Linked DNA regions of Mus musculus: region 2 is linked to region 1. The links are chromatin loops, found by intact Hi-C in ENCODE. Cell type or tissue: heart. All regions are shown on one strand. Each heading gives the region's core, and the rest is flanking DNA. Links, peaks and the distances in the headings are about the cores only.

Region 1 (2,916 bases), core at 151-2,650:
AATAGTCTAGGGACCAGCGGGCACTATGGCCATCCTTCACACCATGGCAAGATGGAGAAGCATGAAGCAGGCAGGGAGACGAAGGACAAAGAACAGAAGGGGAAGAAAGGAGGAAGAAAGGGAGGAAGGAAGAAAGAAAGAAAATGTATCGACAAAAACACAGCTCTTTCCTCAAAAGGACAAGAGACAGTTTACTCTGAAGGCTCAGAGTAAGGTGCTGTTCTTTCCAGAACTTTCTTCATGGAAAGGAGAGAAGGAGGGAGGGAGGGAGGGAGGGAGGGAGGGAGGGAGGGAGGGAGGAAGCCTGTCAGTCAACCATTGACTGAGATGTTACCATTTTTATTTATCCCCAAAGGAAGATCTAAGCATTACAAGTCTCATAATTGAATGTGAAGTCACATGTGCCTCAGAGCATAAGACCTGGTCCTTCCCAGGCACTACCTAATTGCCCAGATTATGGCCAGAGAAACTGGAAAAAAAAGACAAAGACAAACAAACAAACAAACAAACAAACAAAACCATTATCTCAGCTTGGTTTAATTTTGGTGGAAAAGCCAGTGGTCACTCTGTTGAGAAGCTGTGCTCACTGTGGAAACTGCACGTGTATCACCTCCTCCAGCGCTCACAGACGATCATCAATGGCCTCCACCTCATCAAGACACGAGGAGGCAGGTAACTTGGCAAGGTCATAGAGTTGGGGGGGCATCAGAGAGTCAAGCCTGCCAACCACAGCCTCTATGCTCTACACTGGCCTTTAGTCTCAGCAGAAACAGAACCCAATGATAGAGATAAATCTTGTTGTTGTTGTTGTTGTTTTTTTTTTTTTGATAATGTATGTAGAGCCAACCAAAATGCACAAGAGCCTCAGAATTGCCAGGAAGGAGCCTAGGAGGCCCCAAAGGTAGCCAGGAAGGGTTAAGAAGTTCACTGGTGACTCTGTGGTCAGAAAATGCTAATGTGCATTGGTCAGGTACCATGTGTCTTGGTGTTTCTTGGCTAGTCAGTCTTGCAAGAATAACAAGATGTTGTAAGGGAATATGGGACAGTAGTCAAAACCACTAGAGAAAAACTCCCTGTTCGGTTTCTCTCGTCAGCATGAATTACTCTACACATTGCTTCTCTTATCTCCTCTTCCTGCCTTATCAAAATTTGCTCCTGTAGCAGCAGCCTGATGCCTGCATTAATTTCCATTTAGGCCATCCGAGAACATGCATTAAGACATCACCACTCGGTGCTTGAGTCTCTGTCCTACGCTGGTGTACACTATCTTCTGGCTACAGCAGTCTTGAGAACCAGTGGCCATGTGGATGAACAAACCCTGCCCCCCAGTGGCCTGGAGGGTACACAGACCCAAGTCAGAATTCAGAGTAGGAGGGTTCCCAGGCATGCCCTTTCAGTGAGATGCCAGTCTGGTACCCTGTGGAAATGAATAACTTGTGCACATGAGTGTCCTGAATGTCCCCTTCTGGCCCTAAAGACTGAGAGAAGCTGGGCAGGAAGAAGAAAGGTAAGTCAGACAAGCTCAGCTCACAGAGAACTCAAGAGAGCTGTCCCAGAATATATAGATGCTGATATGTCTTGGGAGAAAAAATCAGTCCATTTATACCCATGAACACAAACTGTCATATTCACCACACAAGCCAGAACTTGAGAATCTCAGCGCCTGAGAGGCAGAGGAAAAAAGGTCTGAGTGAGTATGCCACAGTTGCGTTTGCAAACCAATCCTGACCAGAGGAAGCCAGCTATGCCGTTGCTACTACTGTCCGCTTAGACGCCGACGTGGTAGCACCACCTGCTTAGACTCAAAGTAGTGTACTCAAACCATGGAATTTAATTTGTTCTCAAATAAAGCATACCTAATTCTCAAGGGTGCTTTAACTGTTCTGGCAAGACTGAAGATAGTCTAAAGAGACACGGTGCCCCTCCGGTTCACTGTCAGACTACTATTGAATTAATAGGTCCAAGGAATTCCAATTTCCCCAGAGATATCTTGTGCTGTGGAAAAGAAAAAGCTAAACCCCAATGCTGGCCTGAGGGGGAACTTGTCTCTAAGAAGAGGTTCCACAAAGTTCTGGCAACTTGTTAGAGACAGGCTGGGTGGCACCACACCTTCACCAGGACTACTTAGCCATGCCTACCTCTTGCCTGCTATTTAAACCTAAACCTCACATCAGGACCCAGAAGAGCTTTGTGTTATCATGTCTGTATATAATTTATTTGAAAGTTCTCCAAGGGCCTGCAAGTAATACCACCTCATTTTTTTTTCTTTTTTTAATTGGTTATTTTATTTATTTACATTTCAAATGTTACCCCCTTCCCAGTTTCCCCTCCTCAAGCCCCCTTTCCCCTCCCCCTGGCAGTGGGTTTATGGGTGCTCCTCCCACCCATAAACCCACTGCCACATCAGCGCCCTAGCATTCCCCTACACTGGGTCATTGAGCCACCACAGGACCAAGGGGCTCCCTTCTCATTTAACAAAGGTGTGCATCAGTGGGGTATGGGGAACGGGGGAGACTTAGGGTCCACTATGCCTTTGTTCCTCTTCCTAGATGAATACTTCCCACACTGAATACTCCTTTCTCTGTCGTCACTGTTAATTATCTTTAGTTTTGAAAGAACCTAGTGGGGAAACTCCCACTCTGTTCCCTATTCGGTGTGCACCCAAAAATCTCAAACAGACCGTCTTGAGGTAAATACACAAGGTAGTTTAATGGCGGAGCTCCGGGTCAAAACATATCTCACGCAGGAGACAGTGGATTCGACCATGAGGCTTGGAAGCTAGGGGTTTTTATAGAAAAGGGTCTGGGGTTGGGGGAGGAATTGGAGCGGTTTCACATGATTGGTCCATTTAAACATCAGCAGACTGTACATGCAGATCGAGGTAACAGCAGAAAATCTGGTTAACATTTAACTTAG
Region 2 (2,916 bases), core at 170-2,669, 150 kb before region 1:
ATGTGGTCAACAACTCTCAAGTAAGATATTGAAAACTCACCCTGCTTCCTCTCTACCCCATCCCCAAGTTTTGGGTAACGGCTGAAGACCTTTGTGTTAGGAAAGGATAAAAGCAGAAAACGGAACAAAATACAATCTCGGGTAAAGTAGGAACTGCATGAGACACGCAGCCTTCAATCATGTCACTATCAATTGAACCCAGGAGGAAAGCCCAGGATTCACAAAGTCTGTGTTGAATGCAGGCTGAGGAAGAGTCTAATCCGCTCTACCAAGTGTGAAATTTGTATTTTTAAGCCTTTGTCTCATTGACTCTGTCGTCTGTTTCTCAATTGGTTCCCGATTCAAAAGTCAGAGAGACAGATCTTGTCTATTTTTTTCTGCTCGTGTCTTAACACTAATTACTTCTTACAAGATATCATTCAATAAACCAGATTGATAGGATCTGTATCACCGGCTCTCTTGATCAATGAAACGAGAGAAACCAGGCTCACAAACCTCTTTTGATTCCAAATGCCCCGATTTTCCCATCAGGATCGGATCCAGAACAACCATTCCCATCTCTGAAAAAGAAATTTTTATTTGAGAAAATTTCTCAAAATCCTCAAATTCCTTATTGGTATTGCTTCGCCCCCACCCCCCCACCCCACTCCAATTCTAGATTGTAGAACAACTCGCATAACGACTTTGAAGTGTCTCAGGAGTTGGATTACTGTTTTATCTACAGACAACATTGTTAATTTTGCTAGATACCTAATTATGAATCAATACTGTATACGACATCAGAACAGTATTTAAATGTTTTTAATTTATTTTTTACTTTTATCTTATGTGTATGAATGCTTTGTCTATGTGTGGGGGGCTCATTTGCATGCAATACCCTCAGAGAAAACAGAGGTCACAAGATCTCCCTCGGAACTGGGTTTACAGATGATTGTGAATGGCTGGAACAGAACCGCGTCCTCTATAAGAACAGTCCACCAAATGAGTTCTTACCTAGTGAGCGTCTCCAGTCCCCAAGACTGCATTTTAATGTGAAAAAGTCTCAAAAAATATACAAAACATAAGTTGAGGGAACTTTCTTTGATCATGAGAATGTAGCAAATTCATATTTATATTTTCGCTTTCATTTCTCCGGTGTCTTTTCAAGAATCACCAAATTCTGCAGTGTCATTTGAGGTCAGACATCAATCAACAGGTTGTCCACTAGATGTCACTACACCCCCACACCGAAGGGACACTCGTAACATTCATCTGGTGACAAAAAAAGAAAGAAAAAAAAAAGTGGTCAGGTCACCTGCATCCTTCCCTCCCAACAAGTTGTCCCTGAGGGTGCTCCCACGCCAGGACACCGAGATTTCTTTTCTCATGCAAGATGGGCTTACATTGCTTTGGTCACTGACTGATGGATGCCCAGAGACCGTTTGTTTCCACATTCTCTTGTTTACTTCTCATTAAACATGGCAGGCTCCCACAGAGTGGACGTGGGCAATCGATGCTGTGTTGTACTGTGTTAAGTTAATGACATAGAATGGAACTCAGTGCCAAGGCCATCTGACACACCAATAAATGGCTCTCTCAATCATGTGCTTCACGGTTAATGGTCCCCATTGAGAACCGTTGGACATCCGGTGACTATTGCCCGATTATCTCCAGTGTTCTAGGCTGTGAGCCACCGGAACTCAATGGTACCCTCAACATTTGTCTTGCTGTGTACAAAAAGTGGTTCAGAGGGCCTTCCTGGAAAGCAATATGGGGGAAAGAGAGAAACAGGGAGGAAGGAACAGGGGAAGGGTGTGTGTGTGTGTGTGTGTGTGTGTGTATGTGTGTGTGTGTGTGTGTGTGTGTGTGTGTGTATGTGTGTGTGTGTGTGTGTGTATGTGTGTATGTGTGTGTGTGTGTGTGTATGTGTATGTGTGTGTGTGTGTGTATGTGTGTGTGTGTGTGTGTATGTGTGTGTGTGTGTGTGTGTGTATGTGTGTGTGTGTGTGTGTGTGTGTGTGTGTGTGTGTGTGTGTGTGTATGTGTATGGTGTGTCCAGAGAAAAGGGAGGCCATGCATAATGAGCAGGCCCTGCTCTATGGAAAGCCAAGTGCTGGAGGGAGATAGCTCAGCTGCTGCTTCCTCTAAGTGATCAGCAATGGGGAAGTTTGCAAAATGCCCCTGGGGTGTAAGGGAGGCAAACCTCAGGCTGTTTGATGCAGACACAGTAATGCTGAAAGCTCTGCTTCTGTTCCCCAGGAGAGTTGGCAGTGTGGTACAACTACAGATTTACCCCGGGATGGTATCCTAGGCATCGCCAGCATCCTCCTTCCCATCCATGCTTGCTTACCGTCTTAGTTAGGGTTTGCCTGTTGTGAACGGACACCATGACCAAGGCAACTCTTATAAGGACAACATTTAATTGAGGCTGGCTTACAGGTTCAGAGGTTCCGTCCATTATTATCAAGGTGGGAACATGGCAGTGTCCAGGCAGGCATAGTGCAGGAGAACCTGAGAGTTCTATGTCTTCATCTAAAGGCTGCTAGCAGAATACCCCCTTCCAGGCAGCTAGGAAGAGAGTCTTAAAGGCCACACCCACAGTGACACACCTACTCCAACAAGGCCCTACCTCCCAATAGTGCCACTCCCTGGGACAAGCATATACAAACCATCACACTTACCTTACAATTGTAATGGATTTCTATTGTCTTCTCCTAGACCTACAGGAAAGGCTGGAGGAGGAGAGAAACAGAGGCAGGAAGACACAGCATCTGCCCAAGAGAACATTTAGAAGATGGGAAGTTACCAGCCTCGACTGCATCTGGAAGGAAATGGAACATGTGTCCTGATTCTTCAGTCAGAGAATGTGGACTGCAATAGGTTCATGTTGATACTCATACGGCCAGTTCCCTTCACCAGCCTGAGATGCAAAGTAAA

What was found. Hi-C counts contacts between places; a loop is a spot of excess contacts. Peaks named below come from ENCODE experiments on the same cell type or tissue, not always from the same donor. Only the 100,000 strongest peaks of a DNase experiment are listed, where the experiment ranks them.
Region 2: it touches region 1 in a loop (2.8-fold over the local background); 15 of 42 quality-filtered maps call a loop at or near these places.

The regions. Positions count from the first base shown.
Region 1 is chr9:115,857,721-115,860,636 of GRCm38, forward strand. No RefSeq gene overlaps it. Among named protein-coding and RNA genes, the nearest start is that of Gadl1, 50 kb to the right of the region's middle. In heart, for the core only: a CTCF peak has its summit at 1,327 (motif pointing left); no DNase peak of the experiment used is centred there.
Region 2 is chr9:115,709,010-115,711,925 of GRCm38, forward strand. No RefSeq gene overlaps it. Among named protein-coding and RNA genes, the nearest start is that of D330037F02Rik, 45 kb to the left of the region's middle. In heart, for the core only: a CTCF peak has its summit at 1,206 (motif pointing right); no DNase peak of the experiment used is centred there; H3K27ac peaks cover 81 bases.